Linked DNA regions of Mus musculus: region 1 is linked to region 2. The links are chromatin loops, found by intact Hi-C in ENCODE. Cell type or tissue: left cerebral cortex. All regions are shown on one strand. Links, peaks and the distances in the headings refer to the core of each region. The heading gives the core; the rest is flanking DNA.

Region 1 (7,348 bases), core at 2,121-6,120, 92 kb after region 2:
GTTTTTTCTTTAAAAAATTAAAACCATTAAGAACATTTTAAATTTTGCATATAGAAATTATACATATTTATAGGTTATCTCGTGTCACTTTGGTATCTATCTGTTCATATGTAATGCATAATGTTCAAATTAAGCTAAGCATATCTCTGCTCACATGGCTCATTTCTTTGCAGTAATTACATTGCATAATGGGAAGTATTTCTTTCACCGATGGTCATGATGAATGTCGGCTCTGGAACCAGAGTCCTAGGCTCAGACCCTGGTGCTTCCTCTTAGTTGTCTCATAAACTAGATACCTCTCTGGACCTCAGTATTTTCAGTCACAGAATAGGGGAGACTAAGTCACCCAAATGATGATAGCACAAGTCTAGCGGAGCGCAATAGGTAGTGTTTGCCTTCTATGTAGGAGGCTCAGAGCTTGATCCCCAGCACCTCATAAAACTGAGCATACTTTAATCTCAGAACTATGGAGGTAGAGACAGGAGGTTCAGAAACTCAAGGTCAGCCTTGGCTACATACCTAGTTCCAGGCTACCCTGTGCTACATGAGACCCAGGCTCAAAACACCACCCACCACCACCCAAACAAGATCACGAAGTAAAGCAGTTGCTGGTTTGAATAATATATCCCTCGTATTTCCAGCATTGAATGCTTGGTCCCCAGTTTAAGGAGGCTTAGGGGTGTGGCCTTACGTGAGGAAGTGTCACTGAGGGCAGGTGTTAAAACCTTGATGACTTGGTACCATGTTGAGTTAAATCTTTCTGTTTCCTGCACACAAGTTTGAGATGTGAGCGCTCAGTTTCCAGCTCCAGTTGCCATAAACTCTGGAACCATAAGACTTCAAAATAAACCTTTCCTTCTCTAAGTTGCCTTGGCCTTGTTTTATCACAGTAACAGAAAGGTAACTAATACAGTCAGCCCCTGGCTAAGGAGCTACTGCAGTGACTGTACCCTGGCCCTTGGGCTGACTCAGAGGGTCTCTGATAGAGTAGATGGTCACAAAGCAGCCCCTGCTGTGAGTCATTAGTCACTAAAAAAATCATGTGATTAATTTGTGGAGTGCTATGAATCAGGGTGTGACTATTGAGACCCATCTGCTGCCTTGATTGGTTTGAGCTTGTTGGGAATTTCTCATCTTTGTAGATGAGAAAAGACCATTTCCTCCACCATCCTCTTAGAAAGTCACCTCCTGGAGTGAGTTGCTGAGGTTCAGCCACAGGGGAACTGATTGGCGGGTTGGCTCAGCCAAGGACTGGCTCTGACCTTGTAAGTGCAAATAAGACGTTCCTTCTTCAGACTGCAGTTTCCACCTTAAACTGCTAAGAACACCAGCTACACCACCAGGCTGTTCTCCAGAACCAATGGAATCTCATATACAAACAGTGAGTGAGGAAGGCTGGCCCAGAATAAAGGCAGTACTCATGCTTGAGAGCTGCTGAGAGCGTGAGTGTTCTTGCACACACAAAAGGTAATTACACGCTGTGTTTAAGTGTCTCTGTTCACACCAAATTCTTTGGTTGAAACCCTAGCCCAGATGGCGATGGCATCAAGGGGCGAGTCCTTCAGAAAGTGATTGGATTATTTGAGTAGAGCCTGGGAGGAAAGTGATTGGGTTATTTGATTAGAGCCTGGGAGGGAGGGAGACAGGCACTGAGAGGCTGCTTTTCCTAAAACGCATGGTCTCTTCACTTGGCCCACAGAGTAGCCAGACACAGGATGCGAGCCTGGCATGTCTGCTTTCATCCTGTGTCTCTCTTCTTTACTTTGGCTGAAGGCACAGAGGTAAATTACTGTCCCTGATCTCTCTCCAGCCACCTCATACAGCAATTATCCGATGACAGTGAAGCCACATTGAGAAGCATAAGTAATCGAGGCCTGGGGTTAAGACGGATCCTTATGTAGAAATACAGTGGAGTCAAAGACCAATCAGAGTCCACTTTCAACAGGCCTGCTTGATAATAAATGTCTCTTGTCCTCTGCCCCAGTTCTTTCTCTACTTAAACTTAAATGTTCACATCAGTATCCCCAAAGCAAACATAAGTTCCTGTACCTCTTTTAACCGCTCCTCTTCCCAGGGTGGGCATGTTGAATAAATCTCCCGTCTCTGCTTTTTACAATCACTTGTCCCTTTAACTGGGACAAGTAGATGTCCCTTTGTGGGAAGGGGTTGTGAGAGCCCAGGCTTTTGGTCCTAGAAACTCCAGTTTGGGATTAACAGCCTCATAAAAAGAGGCCCCTTGTTAGGACAGCCTAGGAAACAGACTAATGGCACCTTCAGAAGAGCATGTAGTGCTTGCCTGTAAACCTAGCACAGGGAGAGTAGGGGTAAGAGTATAGGAGTTCAAGGCCGTCCCCACCTACACAGTGAATTGGAAACCAACCTGAGCCGCATAAAACCATGTCTTGAAAAAAGAAAAGTTGCGTATGTCAGGGAAGGGAGTTGTACTATCCATGAACTGGGAAGTGGGCCGTCCCTGAAGCAGGATAAAAAGGGAGAAGATGGATATGTTAGCACACCCCTTTAATCCCAGCACTTAGGAGGCAGGGGCAAGCAGATCTCATGGTCTACACAGTGAGTTCCAAAATATCCAGGGCTACATAGTAAAACTGTCTCACCAAAAGGAGGGGGAAGAGTTGGAGGGGGAAGAGCTAGAGGAGCCAACACAGGAATGGGAAGAAATCTAAAGGCCTTCACCCCTGCTAGCTGAGAATAAAATACTCTTACAAATAATGTTATGGACCTGTGGCCATATCAAAATAATACTTGGTAAACTACTTGAAGAGGGAAAGATGTATTTGTCTCACTCAAGTAAAGATTTCAGCCCATGAGCTGCAGCAAAGGAAATCATGGCAGAAGCTGGCACAAACAGGCTGTTTGCCTCATGACAGTTGGGAGCAAAGCGAGTGTGAGGAAGATCACACCCAATGACCTAACTTCCTTCCATTTGTAATACCAACGCTCGCTAGCAGGCGCATGCACTCAGACACCCTACCCATCTCTACCATTTAACTTCATCAAGAAATAGTTGATCCAAGCCCCTGCAGGTCCAGTTAGGAAATTACCGCTTACCAGGCCTTGGAGAAGTTTCAGTCATTATTAGGTAAAGCGCACGAAGACCTGAGCTGGGATCCCTAGAACCCATGTAAGGCTGGGGGCAGAAGGCGCTGTATCTGAAGCTCCAGCCCCCCACACACACAGGAGGATCCCCGAAAGCTTGCCAGCCAGGTACCCTGGCTTATAGAGCGGTGGACAAGAGACCCTGTCTCCAAACGTCAGAAAGTAAGGACTGATGCCTAATGATGTCTGCTGACCTCCACGAATGTACTATGGCACACCCGTGCTGGTGCTTATAAACACACAGGTTCCTCATACACGTATACACACAGAGATTTTTAAAAAGAAGGAGTTGTCTCTGGCGTGTAACAGCTACAGCAGATTAACAAAAGACTTCCAGCCCCTCTACAAGGTGCTTAAGTCACTTAACTACAATCTCCAAAACAGGGCCTGACAGCATTCATCCACTTATTTAGCCATCCGCCCACCCAATAAACATTTAGCTACTTTGGAGCCACACTATGAAGCAAGACAGAAAACAAGGAAATCATAATGCATAAATAAGCATAAGTCACCATTTTAAGTGCGAACTACAAGTCAGCAATTGTTCCTGAGCCATATCAAGATAAAATGTCAAGGTCCCAGGAAGCCATGAATGATGCCACTGTCGCAGAGTCATTTGGATGCAAGTTTGGTGGCTGGTGACAGACAGAAAAGCCCCAGTTGTGCGAGCTTGTTTGGTGGCTGCTTGCTGCTCAGTTGAAGCGTCCATGCCCAGTGACAGCATGAGGGGAACAGCTGGGTGGAAAAAGGCAAATCAGAATAGCAGGCATTCCACTTGAAGATGACAAATGTGGAGGCAGAAAGAATAGTATTTTTAAACCTTCAAAAATAGTCCAACCAAAGATCACATAACCAGGGCAGGGAGAAATGGAGAGAATTGTATTTAACTGAGAAATCCTAAGGCAGGAAAATGAACATCAATTTGTCTGTATTGGATATATGTGACAGTCACACACCTGAGCATCCTGGGAGAAGGACAAGAAGCTAACATTCCTTGGTACCCAAGAGAACTACTAAGTAATAAAAGGTATTCTGCTATCTCTTTAATAGCTGAGGAAATTGAAGCTCAGGGTTTTTTTTTAATTTACTTTTATTAATGTGTGTGTGTGTACCATGTGTATGCAGATGCCCAAAGAGGACAGAAGAAAGCATTGGATCCCCTGGAGCTGGAGTTAAAGGTAGTTGTGAGCTACCTGACATTGGTGCTGAGATCTGAACTCATGTCCCTCTGCAAGAACAAGTGCTCTTAACTGCTGTCCCAGCCCTCCATCCTCAAATTCAAACTAAGACCATACAGCAAACAGATGGTCAAATGGGATTCTGGGCTTGCCTTCAACACTGATCCATTCTTGCAGATGAGCACTCTTAAGAACCATCATTTGCTGGGTAGTGGTGGCACACGCCTTTAATTCCAGCACTCGGGAGGCAGAGGCAGGCAAATCTCTGAGGTTGAAGCCAGCCCAGTTGACAGAGTGAGTTCCAGGACAGTCAGGGCTACGTAGATAAACCCTGTCTCACAACAATTCTCAATTGTCCCCCGTCCCCCAGCCTCCTAGTCTGGATGCTGGTGCTGACATCTGATGTTTAGACAGTTTTCATTTACTCAGCTATAGCTTATCTGCTGGGTGTTAAAGATGAAATACAAGTCGGCACAGGTCTGCCTTGTTAATCTCTAACACACAGAGAAATACCTTGGATTCTTTGAAAATGGTTCGTCATTGCCTGGGGCTGGAAACTGGTTTTTGTCCCTTTGTTTCAAAGTTATTTATGAAACATTTGATCAGCAGCCTTCAATGTGAAAACTTAATTACAGCTCTTTTCCATGGCTTCACACCTTCTGAAGGGTATAAAGTAGAGCAGCAGCAGAGAGAGCAAGGGGACACACTGTGAACACAGCTGCCCTTCGTTCCAAAAGGAATTCCAGCCTCTGCTCCACTCTTGCTGTTCCTCTCCAGTTAATCTTGTGAAAAACATCAAAGACACAGGACCGAGATAAGAACAACTTTTCCATCACTCTCCATGCACCGCCAGGGTTCACTGGTGTCTGTGGCTTTTAGGATAGCGCCAGGTCCTGGGAGGTTACTCTGTATCCATGGTACCAGGGCCCCATGATCACTTGACTTCGTTCACATGCAGATAACCTTGTATGTGTGCACCTGCCTGTGCAGCTGTGTGGTATATGCCAGGCTTGTACCTGCCTGTGCAGCTGTGTGGTATATGCCAGGCATTGAACTCAGGCACTTAGACTTGCACAGTAAGCACTCTTATTCCCTGAGCCATGTCACCAGTCGCCCCACCCCCCACCCCCCAGCTGCTGATGTGCTGTATAAGTTTGCAGTCCAAGACTCCACTGTGGTCATTTCATTGTTTTATCATATCCCATCCTGTGCTCAATTTGATAAATGGCTACAGCACTCCAAATCTACTCCAACCAGCAGCAAGGTAAGAGAAACACAGGACCAGGAAGATGGCTCCGTGGGTAAAATGCTTGCTGCATACGAATGAGGACCTAAGATCAGCTCCCCAGGACACATATGGCTGGGCACAGTGGTACAGGTGTGAAACCCTTATCACTGGGGGCTCAGTGGCCAGCCAGTCTAGCTCAGGGAGAGAGGGAGAGAGAGCGAAAGGGGGTGGTAGCAGGGACGATTCCGGAGAGGTGACACGGAGGTCATCTGATGGCTCATCCTGCAGTAAGAGTACAAGGAAGAACAGCATCCTGGGAGAGCGCTCCGTGCTCCAGCCTCATCCTCCCTCCCCTCAGCTGCACCTGGCATCTAACACCACAGAGAGAGGGAAGGGCAGATCCTACAGGCAACACAGAACCAGTGAGCAGAAAGTAAGAATTGGAAGCAGCTTAGCCTTCATAACCTAAGGCCAGTAGCCATCTGTTTCCCAGTGTTTTCTGGGTGAGGGGACGTGCTAGCATTTCCAGAGCTATGCTGAGCATAGCAGCCTTCATTCTGTCTACCAGGAGAGACAGGAGCCCTCGCTTGGGCTCACCTAAGGTGTCCTCTGTCACTGAATAGCTAGGTGAAACCAGGTAAAAATGAACCCCCCCGCCCCCCCCCCCCCCGAGTTCTCAGACCTTCCTCCAAGAGGGGTGGGAAGAAAGGGGCTTAGTTTAGAAAGATCTTCTCAGGGTGGAATTAGCTGAGGAATGCCAAGCACTTGGGGCAGTACTGCTGGGCTGCCAACAGTGAGTCAAGGCGAGAACAGTGCCTCTAACTGCCTGGTTATTTCTCCTTCTCCTTCAATTTTATCTCTTTGAGGTGCATGAGTGTTTGCATGTGTGTGTGTGTGTGTGTGTGTGTGTGTGTGTGTATGTGTGTGTGTGTGTGTGTATGTGTATGTGTGTGTGTATGTGTGTGTGTATGTGTGTGTATGTGTGTGTGTGTGTGTGTGTGTGTGTGCAAGTAGCTTGACAGCTTCATGTGTCACTCCTGCCCAGGTGGCTTCCCTCTTGTTTTTGAGGCAGGGTCTCTCCGAGGACATGACTTCATGCCTGGATTTTACATAGGTGTTGGGGATCCAACACTGGTCCTCATGCTTACTCAGCAAATATTTTCTTGGCTGTGGTATCTCAGCAGTCCCTCTACTTCCAAAGGCTACTACAGCAATAGGTAAAACAAAGGGGAGAGTCTCCCCTGTGATGATACAGGAATTTGATGTCACATTGATTTACAGTCTACCTCAGCAGAGCTGCATGCTAATGAAAACCACTGGCCTGACTGGGTGTAGAGTAGCAAGGTAGGGGAGAGCATAGAAGTGCCTCAGTATGAAAGCACAAGGCCCATGTGGCAAGACTCACTGTTCCCTACAAGGCAACGCAGAGATGATCCACTGCACCTTATGTGGGTGGAAGAGATGACACTCCTGCCCCCCCCCATGCCCCAGGACCACAGAAGATGGCTGACTTAGGAGGTTTGGCTTTACTGAGCAGCCATGCAAGCTGAGAGCCAAGAGCAGAACAGCTCAGGATCCAGCAGGTGCTTGATGAAGACAGAGAACCTTCTGGAGATCAGTGAGGTATTGCTGTGTCTTAGCTAGGGCTTTACTGCTGGGAACAGACACCATAACCAAGGCAACTCTTATAAAGGGCAACATATAATTGGGGCTGACTTACAGGATCAGAGGTTCAGTCTATTATCATCAAGGTGGGAGCATGACAGCACTCAGGCAGGCATGGCACAGGAGGAGCTGAGAGTTCTATGTCTTCATCTGAAGGCTG
Region 2 (4,000 bases), core at 1-4,000:
GAGCAGCCTGTCTCTGCCAGGCTTCCAGTGTGGACTCTGCTAGCTGTGTGACCTTGGCCTTAGTACTTAACCTTTAGCTCTCGGAAAAAAAGAAAAAGCATCTGTGATGCTATGAAAACTAACCCTCTATATGCGATTTACTCAAGACCTAGCTCTAAGGTCATTCTGACTCTTCCCTCGTAGTGGGCTGCACAGTGCCCAAGACGTCTCCCTGTATTCCCTCAGAGACATCTCCCTGTATTCCCTCAGAGACGTCTCCCTGTATTCCCTCAGAGAAGACTTTTAGCTAAAAGCCTTTCTTTAGCCCAGCAACATTAGTGCTTCCTCCAGTGAAACTGCAGGTTAACTGTCATCTGACAGTGAAGATCGCCATTCGCCTGATGAGATGCTGAGGGTGGAGCCTAAAGCCTCAGGGATGCTAGGCTAAAGCTCTGCCAGGGAGCCAAAGACCAGATTTTAATTTGACTGCATCATTTTGGTGGGTTTTGACAAAAGCAGTGTGACCTGTATCCACCTTGAAGTATCACACAGAACAGTTTCATCATCCTGAAATGCTCCCCTTGCCCCAGGCAGCACCCAACCACCACTAACAGCCTTCACCTTCTGGATTCTAGTTTGGCGTGATGCGAGAAGCCCTCATAGGCTGGCTCCTGTCACTCAGAAACACGTACTTGAATTTTCTACGTTGTTTCAAGTTGGTTTTTCTTTATTTAAAAAGAAACTTAATCTCTTAAAAGTACAGAAACCGAGGCCTGGGGAGACAGCTCAGTTGGTAAAGTGCTTGTTGTTCAAGCATGAGGACCGGCGTTTTATCCCCAGAACCAGTGTGATGCTCACTTGTGAGTCTGGAGCTGGGAGGCAGAGACTGGTGGGTCCCTGAGATTCCCTGTCCAGCCAGCCTAGGCAGTGAGGCACCGTCTAGAACCAAGGGAGGGGCTGCAGAGCTGTTAAGAGGATTGATGTTCTTCTGAGGATCTGAGTTCGTTCCCAGTATCCACATCGGGCAGCTTGGCAGCTCCAACACCCTTTTTTGGCTTCTGCATCTGCGCGTGCGCACACACACTCTCAGAGAGACAGAGACAATAGACACACACAGACAGACATGCGGGCGGATAGGTGTGCACACACACACACCATGACACAGAGTACACTAAATAGCTCCATGTGGACCCCAACATTTGGCATGCAGCAACAGGAGGACCAGGAATCTAACTAGGGCCAGTGTGGCCGACCTTAGATGGTGTCTTTAAAAGGACAGTAACTCAGAACACCTGTGCCTACGTTCAGAGGTAGAGTGTTCACCCATTTGGCCATCATTGCTTCGGACCTTCTATTACTCTTTTGGGAATAACCCAAACAAGAGAGTAATTTTCCAGTGTTGACAGTCACTGTCCTGTACATGCAGTCGCCAGCTCTGCAGCATCCAGAAATAGTGGTGGCTTTTGACTGATATGGTAAATACAGACCTGTACTGTTCTACAGTGAGGTAAAGACTCTTATCCAAAGAGTCCTGACAGCCCAGAGGTGACTGTCACCCAGCCTGGCTGTAGCTGTTTGGGGAGAGCAGGACTTCAGAAAGTTCCCAACCCTTCTGAAGCTGGATCAGTCTCCTAGAGAACTGAGAACAAAGCCCCTTTGTGACTTTTGTTTTGAATCAGGCTTGTGACAAAGGGGAGGAGCCACTGTGGTGGGTGGATAGAGGTACCCAGAGGGGAGGAGCTGGTTGCTTCAGAAAAACAAAATTCTCTTCCTTCCTCTCTCCCTCCCCCTTATCCCTCTGTTCCCCTCCCCCATCCTCTCCCCCACACTCTCACTGGTGTTGTCATCCCGGGAACTCCGTCCTCAGCTCTCCGATCAGCAGTGGGCTTTTCCAATGGAAGCTTGGAGCAAAGATCTAGCAGCCTGGGAAAGAAGCCCAGCAGCTTGGGAAACCGGCCCAGTGCACCGTTCAGAAGCAATGTGTATCAGCCGACCGAGATGGCCGTCGTGCTCAATGGAGGGACTGTAAGTATCAAAATCTGATGTCTGGGCAGGAGGCCTGAGCGCGTCCGTCCCGTGTGGGGCAGCTTCAGCTGGGTACACCTGGAGGCTGCTTCTCTGGGCTGCTCACTGCAGCTCCATGCATGCACGCCTTCCATTTTTTGTCTGTCCCCCTTGTCATAAGGAAAACTCACCCATACTCAGAAAGCCATCTATAGATGCCTACCTACTGCTCGAGGCTCTTCACCTGATGAATTTTCCTCCATAAGCACAGCTCCCCCAACCCTGTCCCAGAAAGGTGACTCTAAGGAAAAGATTTCTGTGAGGGTGCTCTCAGCCTTGCTAACATCCATCAGGAGGCTCAAGCCCCCTGGTCCCTACTCCATCCAGAACCTACCCCCACCACCACCACCAAGCTGGGTACCAGGTCCCCCTTCCCTAAGGGAAGTTGAAGTTGAGTCCCTCACACACCAAAGCAGCTGTACTTATCTGTCGCCAAACAGGCCTGCAGCAGAAAGTGTTACCTTTGGCTTTTTGCCTCCGTTGGAATGACTTTGCTTCATTCCAGCAAAATCCAAAGAGGCTCTCATTCCTACATCCACCTTCCAGACATAGCTCTGTGCTTCTCAGAAACAATGCATGAGCCGGTTCACATGTACACATTTGATTTTCATTCTTTATTTTGTGCCAATTCCATAAATCAATCTGGCTTTTTTTTTTTTTTTAATAGACCATCAGGGATGGTCTTTGATCCCTGGAGGAAAGGAAGGGAATTTTGGTTTTTCTGCCCTGTGAAGGAAGGCCCTGCTAGGCTCTGATTCACTTTGCTTTGATCAAGCTATAAGACAAATAGAAACAAACAAGCTATAAGACAAATAGAAACACAGATTTGTGTTCTTAAATCTTCCTATCACCTCCTGGGCTGTTTCTTTGTCCTGGGGCCAAGAAAAGCCTGACTTGACTTGTGACCACTGATCTCCAGAGGGGTCAGCCCATGTGCCGTAATCAACACAGCCTGTCCGTCATTCCTAAGTCCTCCTGGTTCCTTCAAGGCCAGTGTAGGGAAGAGGACAGAGGCCTGACCAAGTGATGCTCTAGGGACTCAGGGTGAAGCTCAGTGTTAGGACACATGCCTAGCCTGCCCAAGGGGTCCCCCTCTCTTCAAAGTACTGAGTTTCTGAGCGAGTTGGATGTCCCGTCAGGTGGGGGACATGACCCTCCAGTACATTTCTGGGAGGACACAGCCCCCCACAGGCAGGAATAGGGAGATTGACGCATCAGTTCCTAACGATGACTTTGCAGAGTTCTCAGTCCTGTCCTTATGTAATTCCAGATCCCAACTGCTCCGCCATCTCACACGGGAAGACACCATTGGTGAAAGACCTTAAGTTCCAGAGAATAAGAATATTTCTTACCGATTTTATTCCCTGGCTGTGTCTTTCTTGAGGGCGAAATCACTAACCATGGCAGAGACAGGCCACCCGGAAGCCAGGAGATCTGAGAAGTCCCACCAAGGGGATTTCGTGTAAATGTGACATATGGATGAACTGGAAAGCTAACAGTGACCGCCCTCCCCTCCCCTGCCACACATGCAAACACGGAATCGTCCTGCAAACTAAATCAGAGCTAACTGCCAATAGTCTTAGACTCACTCAGAAGCGTGGCTGGGAAACTGAGTCATTCAGCAGGGGGCAGGACAGAGAAGAAGTCACAGCTGCTGTACCAGACTATCTTGGCTTATTATGTGAGGGGTTGGAGCCAGCCTGTCACCCCCACCCTCCTCACCAAATGCTGGTCCCCAGAGCCATCTTTTGGAGAGAACTGTGCCCTTGAGGTTAACTCATGGATCATTCTCCCTGGCTTTTGCTTGCCTGGTGGCCCATGCAGTTCAGGAGACTTTAAGAGGTTGTGGCTATGATTCTCAAGGCCCAGCTGGATGGTCAGGGAGCTGTGTAGCCAGTAGGAATGGAGGAACCATAGAACGTGCCAAAGAAGAGAAGGTACTCTGGACTTTGAAGTG

The links. Peaks named below come from ENCODE experiments on the same cell type or tissue, not always from the same donor. Only the 100,000 strongest peaks of a DNase experiment are listed, where the experiment ranks them.
Region 1: a loop joins it to region 2, with 1.9 times the contacts of the local background. A loop is called at or near these places in 1 of 42 quality-filtered maps.

What each region holds. Positions count from the first base shown.
Region 1 is chr7:118,881,567-118,888,914 of GRCm38, reverse strand. The region is part of intron 4 of Iqck (IQ motif containing K); the gene reads right to left. Among named protein-coding and RNA genes, the nearest start is that of Knop1, 29 kb to the right of the region's middle. In left cerebral cortex, for the core only: no CTCF peak of the experiment used is centred there; a DNase peak (open chromatin) is centred at 3,776.
Region 2 is chr7:118,974,517-118,978,516 of GRCm38, reverse strand. It overlaps Gprc5b (G protein-coupled receptor, family C, group 5, member B), which reads left to right. Exons shown (of 4, transcript NM_022420.2): 3 at 1,847-2,004; 4 at 3,314-4,000. The coding sequence ends at 3,358. Among named protein-coding and RNA genes, the nearest start is that of Gm39076, 8.6 kb to the left of the region's middle. In left cerebral cortex, for the core only: no CTCF peak of the experiment used is centred there; DNase peaks (open chromatin) are centred at 1,036 and 1,800; H3K4me3 peaks cover 297 bases; H3K27ac peaks cover 2,443 bases.